Regions from separate parts of the Homo sapiens genome. Here all the other regions are linked to region 2. A link is a contact called in ENCODE Hi-C or POLR2A ChIA-PET data. All regions are on one chromosome and are shown on one strand. Each heading gives the region's core, a stretch centred on a gene start or an enhancer-like site at or near the end of the contact. The rest is flanking DNA. Distances are from core to core; before and after follow the strand shown.

What was found. A loop is a pair of places that touch in the nucleus more often than their neighbours do. ChIA-PET counts read pairs that join two places held with the same protein, here RNA polymerase II (POLR2A). Pooled maps may share reads with other maps.
Region 1: a loop to region 2 is called in a map with no recorded cell type, with 11 times the contacts of the local background. The contact joins the promoter of ENO1 here to the promoter of NMNAT1 in region 2. A Hi-C loop is called at or near these places in 1 of 37 single-sample maps with no recorded cell type and 5 of 50 pooled maps. POLR2A ChIA-PET finds 5 or more read pairs at or near these places in 2 of 52 experiments (AG04449 and activated T-cell).
Region 3: a loop to region 2 is called in a map of naive thymus-derived CD4-positive, alpha-beta T cell, with 20 times the contacts of the local background. The contact joins the promoter of MAD2L2 here to the promoter of NMNAT1 in region 2. A Hi-C loop is called at or near these places in 1 of 168 maps with a recorded cell type or tissue (naive thymus-derived CD4-positive, alpha-beta T cell) and 5 of 50 pooled maps. POLR2A ChIA-PET finds 5 or more read pairs at or near these places in 1 of 52 experiments (T-cell).
Region 4: a pooled map shows a loop between it and region 2 (9-fold over the local background). The contact joins the promoter of MTOR here to the promoter of NMNAT1 in region 2. A Hi-C loop is called at or near these places in 1 of 37 single-sample maps with no recorded cell type and 6 of 50 pooled maps. POLR2A ChIA-PET finds 5 or more read pairs at or near these places in 1 of 52 experiments (PC-9).

What each region holds. Positions count from the first base shown.
Region 1 is chr1:8,877,236-8,880,479 of GRCh38, reverse strand. ENO1 (enolase 1) reads left to right here and starts at 1,794. Exons shown (of 12, transcript NM_001428.5): 1 at 1,794-1,900. ENO1-AS1 (ENO1 antisense RNA 1) reads right to left here and starts at 1,645. Exons shown (of 2, transcript NR_038351.1): 1 at 1,520-1,645; 2 at 595-915. RefSeq lists silencers at 1,071-1,320, 2,041-2,090, 2,301-2,420 and enhancers at 1,179-1,770, 1,771-2,364, 2,365-2,957.
Region 2 is chr1:9,942,206-9,945,758 of GRCh38, reverse strand. It overlaps NMNAT1 (nicotinamide nucleotide adenylyltransferase 1), which reads right to left and starts at 2,284. Exons shown (of 5, transcript NM_022787.4): 1 at 2,244-2,284. It overlaps LZIC (leucine zipper and CTNNBIP1 domain containing), which reads left to right and starts at 2,368. Exons shown (of 8, transcript NM_032368.5): 1 at 2,368-2,510; 2 at 2,977-3,135. RefSeq lists enhancers at 2,199-2,768, 2,036-3,235, 2,769-3,339.
Region 3 is chr1:11,679,340-11,682,397 of GRCh38, reverse strand. MAD2L2 (mitotic arrest deficient 2 like 2) reads left to right here and starts at 1,250. Exons shown (of 9, transcript NM_006341.4): 1 at 1,250-1,359; 2 at 1,785-1,836; 3 at 1,927-2,045. The coding sequence starts at 1,797. RefSeq lists silencers at 909-1,428, 1,869-1,928.
Region 4 is chr1:11,260,905-11,264,075 of GRCh38, reverse strand. MTOR (mechanistic target of rapamycin kinase) reads left to right here and starts at 1,525. Exons shown (of 58, transcript NM_004958.4): 1 at 1,525-1,631. RefSeq lists an enhancer at 1,178-1,337 and a silencer at 1,758-1,807.

The DNA.
Region 1 (3,244 bases), core at 545-3,044, 1.1 Mb after region 2:
TAGCTACAATGTGAGGTCGAAGTGCTGGCTCAGAATGTGGCGCTGCAGCCTCCAAGAATCTTGCAACGGCAGCAGTCCGGGATCATGTTCGGCCTCTGATTTCCTGCTAGATTTACTGGTTCTGGCCACAGCAGAGTATCTTTATCTCTCTAACCATTTTTATGTAAAATAAGATTGTTTGGAGCCCTTTCAGGGCCACGCCTTAGAATTGCTCTGAGAGTACCAAGTGCCTGATTTCTTAGAGTCCTTACCAGTAGGAGATGTTGGCTGTTGATTTAGCTGCTGAGTCATGGGGCTGGGGATAGTGGTTTTCAGTAGCCAAAAACGTTAGTGTGTTGCTGGTGAAATCACAAACTCTGCTTGCAAAATTTTACTCTTTTTTTTTTTCTTTTTGCTGAATTTAATCCTAAAGTTCTTGCTTCTTACTCACTGGAAAGCAAATACTATGGTCTCAATAGGCCTTAATTTTTAACCAACGCCATGGAAACCTGTCTGTAGCTAAGAGGATAAAAATGCTAGGGGTTAAGGAAGAAAAGCAGGTTTTGCAGCTGACCAGAAGAAATAATTAAATTCAAGTACATATTTGAACACCTCTTTACAAGGAAATGAGGAAAATCAGATGTTTTAGTTCTCTTACAGACCAGCAGTAATGTTGAAAAATATAAAAGTAGCCGTAACAGAAAACGAAGTGATCATCTCAGCCCTCCCTTGGAGTGGGGGGATATATTGCGGAGCTGAGTTTTAATGGCTATCAGTTCTTGATCAGAAAAGTGAAATCACTCCAACTCCTTCCGTATTCCACGGAATATGACCCGTCTTGAACTTTGAGAAATTCCCCGGGTCTGTGTGAAATTCCAGTTCCAAATAATTCACATGAATGGTTCACAAGAATCCAGGTAGGTTTGATCTAGTTCCCTAGATGGGAATGAGAGGGATGTAAAATTTGAGAGGCAACATGACATGGACTAGAGAGAGAATGAATTAACACTGGGGAAGCACGTGGGGGCGCGCCGGACACCTAGAAGGCACTCAAAAAGTATGAGGTAGAATTAAAGGAAAGTGAACCTTCCTTTGGCTGTCTCGGCCTGATTCTCACCGCAGCAAGGAGAAAGGGACAGGGTCACCTTGGCGGGTGCCAGGCGGAGCCCGGCCAGACGGGCGCGGCTGGAGGGCAGCGCGCAGGCGCAGGCGGCGCACGTGGCCCCGGACACGCAGCGCTGCGGCGGGGCCAGCGCCCCAACCCCGGAGTGGGGCCGAGGCGCGCAGCCTCTCAACGACTCGACGCCAACGGGGTCTCTCGGATCGCGGCGCGAGGCAGGAGGGGCGGGGCAGGAGGGCCGCGGCAGGCCCGGGCCGCCAAAGTTGTCAGCAAGGTCGAGGGCCGGACGTGGGGCCCCAGAGCGACGCTGAGTGCGTGCGGGACTCGGAGTACGTGACGGAGCCCCGAGCTCTCATGCCCGCCACGCCGCCCCGGGCCATCCCCCGGAGCCCCGGCTCCGCACACCCCAGTTCGGCTCACCGGTCCTATCTGGGGCCAGAGTTTCGCCCGCACCACTACAGGGCCGCTGGGGAGTCGGGGCCCCCCAGATCTGCCCGCCTCAAGTCCGCGGGACGTCACCCCCCTTTCCACGCTACTGCAGCCGTCGCAGTCCCACCCCTTTCCGGGAGGTGAGGGAATGAGTGACGGCTCTCCCGACGAATGGCGAGGCGGAGCTGAGGGGGCGTGCCCCGGAGGCGGGAAGTGGGTGGGGCTCGCCTTAGCTAGGCAGGAAGTCGGCGCGGGCGGCGCGGACAGTATCTGTGGGTACCCGGAGCACGGAGATCTCGCCGGCTTTACGTTCACCTCGGTGTCTGCAGCACCCTCCGCTTCCTCTCCTAGGCGACGAGACCCAGTGGCTAGGTAATGATTGGGGAAGGGCTGAGCAACGGGCAGGCGGCGCAGGGCTTTTCTGGGCTTGTGGGGCTCTTTTCCCTCCGAGGGAGGCGGCGCGCCCGCAGGCCCAGCGTGGCGGGGTCGGGGGCACGTGCAAGCCGCCTCCCTGGGTGGGAACTGGCGCCCCCGCTCACCCCGAGGCCCGGGGCGGGGGCGCAATGCCAGGCGCACGTGCTGGGCCCCCGATTTCTTTGGAGGGGAAAGTGCAGATCAACACGTGATTACCGACTGCGGGGCCGAGTCACTGTCAGGGAAGGTCGGGAGCTGCACACGCGAGCTGCTTAGCACAGCGGGAGTTGGGAGTGGAAGTTGCTTTTCCATCGTAGCCAAGTGTAAGGTTTTTGGGATAGACGCAGACTTAGCGGCGGTGGCCACTCAGGCCAGGCCCTTCCTAAAATGGAGGAGGGCGGCGATAGTGGAGATGGCCACGAGGCTGCGGCCCCCTCCCCCACCGGTAGCCCCCGCCTCTCGCCCGCGCTCGCGGCCCGCGCTTCTGCCTAGTAAGCGGTGACTCATTTAACTCCGAGAAGGCACCTCTTGAGGAACCTACAGCAGAGCCGTTAGATCATTGGCAAGTCCTCCAGGCGACCTCGCCCAAGTTGGGCAAGAGCGGCTCCCCGGCTGGCCACCAAAAATCGGGCCTGATCTGATTTGGTTTTTTTTTTTTTTTGAGTTTTGCTATTGTTGCCCAGGCTGGAGTGCAATTGCGCGATCTCGGATCTCGGTTCACCGCAACCTCGGCCTCCTGGGTTCAAGCGATTCTCCTACCTCAGCCTCCCGAGTAGCTGGGATTACAGGCATGCGCCACCACGCCCGGCTAATTTTGTTTTTTTTTTGTTGTTGTTGTTGTTTTAGTAGAGGCGGTGTTTCACCATGTTGGCCAGGCTGGTCTTGAGCTCCCGACCTCAGGTGATCCGCCCGCCTCGGCCTCCCAAAGTGCTGGGATTACAGGCGTGAGCCACCGCGCTAGGCCAAGAAGGATGTATTTTAAGAAAGCTTCCTGTTCAATGTTCCCCTGCTCTGTGCGCTTCTCTGGGCGGTAGGGTCCATTGCTTCACTTGCCTTTCAGGCCCACCCGGGCCCTGACTGCTCCATTCATTTACCGTGTCCCTAATTCGGGGTTCCATCCAGGCAGCTAAAAAAGCTGTGAATGGTCCGGGCGCGGTGGCTCACGCCTGTAATCCGAGCACTTTGGGATGCCGAGGTGGGCCTCCTCAGGATCACCTGAGGTCGGGAGTTAGAGACCAGCCTGACCAACGTGGTGAAACCCCGTCTCTACTGAAAATACAAAAATCGACCAGGCGCGGTGGC
Region 2 (3,553 bases), core at 1,035-3,534:
GGGAAAGTACACTGTGAACAAATGTTTATTCAGCAAATTTTTCAAATTATTATTATTATTTTTTTGAGACCGAGTCTCACCCTGTAGCCCAGGCTGAAGAGCACGATCTCGGCTCACTGCAACCTCCGCCTGCCGGGTTCAAGCAATTCTCCTGCCTCAGCCTCCCGAGTAGCTGGAACTACAGGCATACGCCACCATGCACAGCTAATTTTTTGTATTTTTAGTAGAGACAGGGTTTCACCATAGGGGCCAGGCTGGTCTCAAACTCCTGACCTCGTGATCCGCCCACCTCGGCTTCCCAAAGTCCTGGGATTACAGGTGTGAGCCACTACACCCAGCTCAAATAATTTTTTTAAAGTATATTTTCCAGTTTTGTTTTGTATGGCACTGACTCTGTCACTGTGAATTCCATTTTACCCAAAACATTGACACTTCCACACATATTTATGAATCAAAATTGAAAGATAATTGCATTAATAGGTACTTTTATTTTTTTCTTCTTTTGTTTTGTTTTGTTTTGTTTTTTTAAGACGGAGTTGCTCTGTCACCCAGGCTGCAGTGCAGCGTCGTGATCTTGGCTCACTGCAGCATTCACCTCCTGAGTTCAAGCGATTCTCATGCCTCAGCCTCCTGAGTAGCTAAGATTACAGGCATGGACCACCACGCCTGGTTAATTTTTGTATTTTTAGTAGAGATGGGGTTTCACCATGTTGGCCGGGCTGGTTTTGAATTCCTGACCTTAAGTGATCTGCCCGCCTTGGCCTCCCAAAGTGCTGGGATTACAGGCATGAGCCACTGCACCCGGCCGACTTTTGCAAAGGAAATTCTTTGAATCTGAAGTGTCTTGCAAGGTAGAGGCTATTGCAACCATTTCAACTAGTGTGTCAACAGTCTTCTCTAAGGTGGGCTAGAAAAATGGTTTCATATTCAAATTGTAACTCTGAAAAACAACTGATGGTAATAAAGAGATTCCATAATCAGACAGAACTAAGTGAAACAATTAGTTTTGGTAGAGTTCTGTGGTAATCATAGTTAGAAGTTTATCCTGGGTAGCTGAAATATAACTAACTTCAGACTCCAGGCCTGTCGGTGGCTTGTGCCAATCACCACAACACTTTGAGGGGCCAAGGCCAGAGGATCGCTTGAGCCCAGGAGTTCAAGGCTGCAGTGAGCTATGATCACACCACTGCACTCCAGCCTGGGCAACACAGCTCTTGTTTTTTAACAAGACATTGTTACTTAAAAAAAAACTGCCCTGATGAAACAATTCTACCATGAACACTGATGTTGTTCTGTGGACTACTTCAGGAAGATGGACTAAGAACATCATTAAATAGTTCCAACCAGTTTCTGGGTAATTTTATTTTTAATTTTTTGTTATGAGGGTCTTGCTATGTTGCCCAGCCTGGGCTCAAATGATCCTCCCACCGCGGGCTCTCAAAGTGCTGGGTTTACAGGTGTCACACCGCGACAGCCAAGGGTAACTTTTTTTTATTTTTATTTTTGAGATGGAGTCTCGAACTGTCGCCCCGGCTGGAGTGCAATGGCGCGATCTCGGCTCACTGTAACCTCCGCCTCCAGGATTCAAGCGATTCTCCTGCCTCAGCCTCCCGAGTAGCTGAGATTACAGGCGCCCACCACCACGCCCAGCTAATTTTTTGTATTTTTAGTAGAGACGGGGTTTCACTATGTTGGCCAGGCTGGTCTCGAACTCCTGACCTCGTGATCCGCCTGCCTCGGCCTCCCAAAGTGCTGGGATTACAGGCGTGAGCCACCGCGCCCGTCCAAGGGTAACTTTTTAAGAGCTGCCCTACAGCTCATTACCTCCTTCTCAAGGAGCATGAGTGTCAAACCACCTCCAGCAAAGTAGATGTAGTCTTTTACAGATTTGGAAAGAAGGATTTAGGAGGAAAGGGAAGTCGTTCGGAATGAAGGATTTCCTCCTCTGACGCCCAGCCGTCCCCCGTTAAGCCTAAAGGTGCCAGACCTCAAGACTCTTCTAGAAAGAGATTTTTCCTTTCCAAGGTGAATCCATCTGTTCCGAAGGTCAGAAGCTATTTTACCGAAGTTTTCCGTTCCACTGAAAAAATTAAGGGTCAATCAAAGCTCCTTGCCCCAAACCTGAATATGAGCTTGCCTCGGGTCATATTCGACTCTAAAGACTCCACCACACCATCCTGGACTCCCCTATATCTAGGACAAAAAGCGACCAGTTTCTCAGGGGCTCCTTGCGGGGAGCTTACCGCGCCCTCACTGTCCGCCGGCCCGAGTGCTACCGGAGATCACCAGCGGCCCGGACGCCAGCGAGTGGAACATCTCGGTCGCACTCTCATTGGTTCCAGGGGGCCGGAAGTGCGTGCGTCCAGCGGAAGTGCTCCCCCGGCGCGGTCCGCCAGGCCAGTGCCCTCAGGTAGGCGGGGCCCCTGGCCCTAAACTCTGGGACTGGCGGGCGGTCAGGCGGCACAGGGGGAATCCCGGGGGCCTAAGGAGGTTGTCCCAGTTTTTGTCAGGTAGGCCCGGAAGGAGTTTCGGGGACCATGGGTTTACGGCTACCTCTGGTGGCAATTGGGGCCTGTTGGAGCCCGGCCGCCGCGGGACCTACGTGCCGGACTTCAAGTTCCCGCGTGGGGTGGGATTTGCTGCGGTGGCCGGAGCTGATTCTTCACCCAGTCCTGTTGGTTCTGGGCCAAACCCTCCTCACTTTCAAGGAAGAGGCGTGCTCTCCGCCCTTACCTTTTCCAAGCCTCTGGGTTTGACGCCATCCCTCAAGGCGTGTCCGGATGCGGGATTTTCCTCAAAGACCCTCTCGGCCTCGCTAGGAAGAAACTCAGAAAGGCTGCGGTAGGCGCAGTCGAGGGGGAAAGTGCCCCCGCCCTTGATGTCTCAGGCTGCTCAAGTGGAAGTTATCTGGACTGCCTTAGGGCAAGTTTATATATAGCAAATAAAATTACTTGTTAATGGTTTCCTTTTTTCCAGCATCTCCACCCCGAGGTGGTTTGAACTTTGAGCCTTTTGTAGTCCTGATGAATAATTTCATTTTCCTCAAGTTTATGACACTCGGAACGTCAAGAACTGGAGGTTTGTGCAATTTGAGACCGGTCGGCACTGTGCAGAGATCAGAGTACTAAGAGACAGGTGAGCATGAATGAGGACCCTCCGCTCCAGATATAGTGTCTGAGAGCGGTTTCTGTAGTTTCGTAAAAGTGAAAAGTGCACCACATTTAGTGACTACTAGGTGGTGCCAACGAGTTAATCTTTCGGGGATAAATCTCAACTAATGTAGTACCAGGTTAAGGCTTTTAAAATGCACCCATTTTTACTGAAATGTATTCAGAATAGCTTTAGCTCCTTAAAATATGTTGAGCCTTTATATACGTGACCAAATTATCGACGTTCTATTCTGTATTAGGTACTGAGAAAGCTGAGAGAGGAATCAGACTCATATTCTGTTCTCCAGAGTTTAGTCAGAGGAGATAACGTATTATAATAAAATCATATATAATTAAAGGCAGAAATAAGTGCTAAATAGAGAATAAGATTTGAGCTGGGCGCG
Region 3 (3,058 bases), core at 1-2,500, 1.7 Mb before region 2:
GATCTGTGTCCAAACAGACGGATGGGACTAACAAGCTCTTACGTCCCTGGAGGTCACAGACAAAGTCCTCTTGGCTTCTGGTCCTGACTTGTTGCCCACTAACTCCGTAGCTGCTTCTCAGATCTTAGTTTTCTCACTTGTAAAATAAGGGGGCTGTAAATAAGTGGAAGCCCTGGTGTCAGAAGAGGCATCAGAGCTGGGTTTGTATTCCCACTGTGTGATTTTGGCGAATTAGAGAACGTTTCTGGGCCTGTTTAACCATCTGTAAAGTGGGGCTATAAAATGGAGACTTAGCTGCTAGGGTTAATGAGAGAATTAACGGAATCAGTGTTTGACACATAAGAAGTGCTCGATGTTAGTCATTATTTTTTATTATTTTAGTAATATCATCTCTGAGGGCCCTTACAGGACTTCCAGACCGAGTCCACGCCCCTGGGGGACTTGGGAGCAGTAAAATGTAGTGGCAGGAGGCACCTCGGCCATCGCCCACCCCACCAGCTGGGAGACTCGGGCAGGTTATTCACCCTTCTGCACCTCGCTTGACTTATCTGTATAAAGAGAACAGTCACAGTAACTGCCTCATGGAGTTACTCCCAGGACTGAGATAATCCACGGACACACTTAGCCCAGTGCCCAGCACTCGGCTGGAGCTCCAAAAAGGTCAGCTATTGTTATGAAGCGTAGGGCGGGGAGGGTTCATCCTCTTGGGCGGTCAGGCCAGGCTGCATTTAGGTACCCGGTGGGGGCGGAGCAGGGGCGACGCCGGTGCACGCCCTCTTTTTTTTATTTTTAAAATTTCACCCGGGCCTTGACAACCGGTACAATCCTGTCCTCCCCTGTTCCCGCCCCCGAGCCAGAGGATTCGCTTTTGCGTGGGCAGCTGCAGGGATGGTGACTCGGGCTAGCTCAGATGTGGCTGCCGTTAGTCCCCAGCTGCGCGCTCCCCCGTCCCTCCCCAGCCCTCTTCCGGCGCCTGCTAAAGCGAGAGAAATGCCCTCGGGGGAAGATATGTAGCGATCCAATGGAACGTGGAGATCAACGTTGTGTTTTCTTCGCGCCCACCCGAAGTTGAAGGGAGGTGGCGCGGCGGGTCTCAGCCCCTCCCGGACGCCGAGGCCCGGCCCCCGCCCCTCGGAGACCCGCCCCCGCATGCGGAACCGCCCTCTGCGAGGCCCGGTTTGGGCCGTGCGGGAATGGGCGTGGCCTGGGCGGGGCGGGCGCTAGGACCCACCGGAGCGCCGTGAACGTCACCGAGCGGCGCCGAGGCCCCGGGTTGAGCGGGAGGCGCGATCGGTCCGGTCGGTGGCTCCCCGCGGCGGGGCCGGGCCCGATCTCGGGCGGGAACCGAGCGCAGAGCCGGTACTGGGGGAGGGGAGAGGGGGCGGGATTCCCGCCGGGAGGGATCCGGCGTAGCAGGGGGCGGAGTCTTATTCCAACCCCGCTTCGCTTTCCGCATGTCCCGCTTTGCGCTCCCGGCCCTGGGCATCCCGCTGTTTCCCTCTGCGTCCGCGGCCCTGCCCTTTTCGGGGGCACAGCTGTGGTCTTTCCACCCCGCGAGACAGCGGGGCGAGGGGGCGCGGGCGGCCAGTGGATAGAGGCTGATGCCCCCAAGCACGGACGCCAGCGTGGGGGTGGAGGTTCTTCCAGCTGCCCTGAGCCTGTGCGAAGCGGGAGGTCCTTCCCCAGTTCCCACAGACTGTGGGGAGGGAAGAGACGGTGGAAGCGAGCGGGTTCTGGGCTCCTGGGTCTCTGGAACTACCCTCTGCCCTTGCCCCAACACTCAGGTAGCGGGAAGGATGACCACGCTCACACGACAAGACCTCAACTTTGGCCAAGGTAGGGAGGCTGGACCTGCGGGCCCGGGGGCGGGGGCGTCTGGGCCGGCGGGCTTCCTCGAGCGCGCCACCGGCTTGTGCCCCCCTGCAGTGGTGGCCGATGTGCTCTGCGAGTTCCTGGAGGTGGCTGTGCATCTCATCCTCTACGTGCGCGAGGTCTACCCCGTGGGCATCTTCCAGAAACGCAAGAAGTACAACGTGCCGGTCCAGGTGAGGCACGTCCCAGAACCACAGAGTGGGTACAGGGTGGACTTTTAAAAATTCTTTGGTCGGGCGCCGTGGCTCACGCCTGTAATCCTAGCACTTTGGGAGGCCGAGGCGGGCGGATCACCTGAGGTCAGGAGTTCGAGACCAGCCTGACAAACATGGTGAAACCCCGTCTCTACTAAAAATACAAAAATTAGCCGGGCGTGGTGGCCAAGGCCTGTAATCCCAGCTACTCAGGAGGCTGAGGCAGGAGAATCCCTTGAACCCAGGAGGCGGAGGTTGCAGTGAGCCGAAATTGTGCCACTGCATTCCAGCCTGGGTGACAAGAGCGAAACTCCGTCTCAAAAAAAAAAAAAAAAAAAAAAAAAAACCTCTTCCACTTCGGGCCAAGCCACCTCATTCCGCAGGGCCCTGCCCATGCCTTCCAATGCCTTCCAGTTCCAAAGTGGTGATGCCTACCCACCCCTCAGAAGAGAGTTCCCCTTGCCAGAAGTTAGGGACCAGGCCTGATAAGAGTTACCCCGGGGGTGGCCGGGCATGGTGGCTCACACCTGTAATCCCAGCACTTTGGGAGGCTGAGGCGGGCGAATCACAAGGTCAGGAGTTCAAGAAACCAGCCTGACCAACATGATGAGATCCTGTCTCTACTAAAAATACAAAAATTAGCCTGGTGTGGTGGTACGCGCCTGTAATCCCAGTTACTAGGGAGGCTGAGGCAGGAGACTCGCTTGAACCCGGGATGCAGAGGTTGAAGTAAGCCCAGATCGTGCCACTGCACTCCAGCCTGGGCGACAGAGCAAGACTATGTCTCCAAAAAAAAAAGTTACCCTGGGGGCATGGTGGCACTTTGAAGGAGCTCGTGAAGCTGGTGAACCTTGGTGTGAGGAGGGTATTTCCAAAAACCTCCAAATCTTCTCCCTACCATTTATCCTAAACTCAATGGGTTAAGGCTAAAAGGCAGACAAAGCAGTGTGCATCGCACTGTAGCTCCAGTCCCTAGAAGTGCCTGTCTCTGG
Region 4 (3,171 bases), core at 276-2,775, 1.3 Mb before region 2:
CTCGCACTGTCACCCCAGCTGGAGCGCAGTGGCGCGATCTCGGCTCACTGCAACCTCCGCCTGCTGGCTTCAAGGGATTTTCCTATCTCAGCCTCCTGAGTAGCTGGCATTACAGGCACCTGCCACCACGCCTACCTTTTTTTTTTTTTTTTTGTATTTTTAGTAAAGACGGGGTTTCACTATGTTGGTCAAGCTGGTCTCAAACTCCTGACCTCATGATCCGCCCGCCTCGGCCTCCCAAAGTGCTGGGATTACAGGTGTGAGCCACCGCGCCCAAACGAATGCATCATATTTTATTGGACTCCTACTTTGAAATATTTAGGAATTTTCAGTGTTTACTATGACAAATAGCACTGTGATTAAAAAAAAATGTAGTCAAATCCACTTTTGCTGTTGATTTTTTTTTTTTTAATCTGTAGAGACATCGTCTCGCTATGTTGCCCAGGCTGGTCTGGAACTCCTGGCCTCAAGCGATCCTCCTGCTTTGGCCTCCCAAAGTGCGTGGGCCACCGTGACCAGCAGTTATTTATTTTCTTTGGTTGTGTGTGTGTGTGTGTGTGTGTGTGTGTGTGTGTGTGTGTATGTATGTATTGAGACGGAGCTTGCTCTGTTGCCCAGGCTAGAGTGCAGTGGCACGATCTCGGTGCATGCAACCTTCACCTCCCGGGTTCAGGCGATACTCGTGCCTCAGCCTCCCGAGTATCTGGGATTACAGGCGTGAGCCACCATGCCCAGCTAATTTTTGTATTTTCAGTAGAGACGGGGGGTGCGGGTGGGGGAATTTCACCATGTTGACCAGGCTGGTCTCGACTCCTGACCTACGGTGATCCGCCTGCCTCGGTCTCCCAAAGTGCTGGAATTATGGGCGTGAGCCACCGCGCCGGGCCAGCTATTGATTTTTTGAAAGGATTTTTAAAAAATAATGTTGCTTTGAAAATTTTTATTTATGACTAGCTCTTTTGGTTAAAACTTGGCTATGGTTTCTCTGGAGTGATCCTGAGTTGGATAATTTTGGGAAAGTTAGAGAATCTAATTAAAAACATTTTCAAATGCTTATTAATTGTAACAAAAGAGATATCACAGGATCCATAAAGAGCGCTAGCCCGAAACGTCTTTTGATGCAGTAATTCCTGGGCACCGGCATCGCTCACATTCTCCTCTCAGAATTACACCGGGAGGGGTCGCGAACCTCTGCTAGCCGCTCTCGCTGCGATCCGGAGATACCCAGACACCGGACTCCTTGAGTTCACAGCCCGGATGCAGAAGGGAATCCTAGCAGCGCCGTACCGGATGTGTGAGTGGAAGTGACTGAGGTGAACTCACGACCGATTGGTTCTCCCGAGTGGACCCAAGCCTGTTTTCACCTGCCACTGGCCGCGTGGTTTGTCTATTTGAACAGTCCCCGCCCCCTGGAGAAGCCGGGTCCTGAAGCTTCTCTTCTTCATTACTATTGGCCTGTTTTTCAGTCCATCTTCTCCCTATACCTGTCGATTGGTCCTCAGGGCTGGGAACCCTCCTTCCCTCGCTCCCGGCTTAGAGGACAGCGGGGAAGGCGGGCGGTGGGGCAGGGGGCCTGAAGCGGCGGTACCGGTGCTGGCGGCGGCAGCTGAGGCCTTGGCCGAAGCCGCGCGGTGAGTCTAGGGCCTGGCACGACCCCTCTAGGGCGGCGTAATGTCCAGACCCACGGCCAGCCTGCCCGTGGGGGGGCCAGGGGAAGCCGCCCGTCTGGGACGTGGGGTCCCCACATTGCCGGCCCCACGACCTGGGCACCGTCTGAGGCCTTGACTCCCACCCCTCGAGGCAACGCCCACCTCCCCGGGACCCCCAAGAGACCCCTGGACCCTTCGGCCCGCGGTACGTCCGCCCGAAGGCCGGCCCATCAGCTCTGGTATTGCCCTTTGGGTCTTTTGCCTGTCACAGCCACCCTTTCTTTTGAGCCACGTATAAAAATTGTGTATCTCTGCCCCAGGGAACACTAGCGTCCGTGTCAGCCCCTTGTCCTCCACTGTGGACACCTCTCAGAGATCCAGTCCCCGAAACTGAGCTTGGTTACATCGTTGGGGTACATCTTCTCTCCCTCTCCCCCAGCCCCATCCCTGTTTCCCCCATCCAATCTTAACTTCCTTAAGCCCTATCAACACCATTAGGATATTTGACTTCAGATATCCTAAGTTTAATTGAATTCAGTCTGGAGCAGATGGCCTGTGGGCCTCAGATCATATAAAGATACACTGGTTCTTTCCTGAGAATAGAAATCCCTTGCCAGCCACCTTCCCCCCTTTCGGACGCACACACATACACACAAACTGGAGTAGTTTTCTTAGCAGGGATTCTTAAGTTTCTTCTCCCCTAAAGGATGACATTTCTTTCTGCAGTCTTCTTCTTGGCAGTGGAGTATTTGAAAGCTTTACAAAACCAATTATTCCCAGGTTTTTCCTCTGTGCCTTACAAATTCTTTCAAAAATAAGAATTTTGAGAAATTGGTTTTGTAGCATAAGCTGAACATACTTGGGATAGGTGTATGTTACACCCATGGCAGTGTGGGCATAATTGAGGAATGAGGGAATGAGCTCAGGAACTAATTGGTGTTTTTTGTTTTGTTTTGAGACGGAGTTTCGCTCTGTCGCCCAGGCTGGAGTGCAGTGGCTCGATCTCTGCTCACTGCAAGCTCCGCCTCCCGGGTTCCCGCCATTCTCCTGCCTCAGCCTCCCGAGTAGCTGGGACTACAGGCGCCCGCCACCATACGGCTAATTTTTTTTTTTTTTTGTATTTTTAGTAGAGGCGGGATTTCACCGTGTTGGCCAGGATGGTCTCGATTTCCTGACCTCGTGATCCGCCCGCCTCGGCCTCCCAAACCCGGCCAGGAACTAATTACTTTCTTTTAGCTTACATTTGAAGAGCTAGTCCCCTGTAGAACTGCGTTGTTCAGTACAAGAACCACCAGCCACATGTGGCTGTGGAGCACTTGAAATGTGACTAGTCCAGGCCGGGCATGGTGGCTCACACCTGTAATCCCAGCACTTTGGGAGGCCAAGGCGGGCAGATCACCTGAGGTCAGGAATTTGAGACCAGCCTGGCCAACATAATAAAACCCCATCTCTACTAAAAACACACAAAAATTAGCCAGGCGTGGTGCTGCACATCTGTAGTCCCAGCTACTCGGGAAGCTGA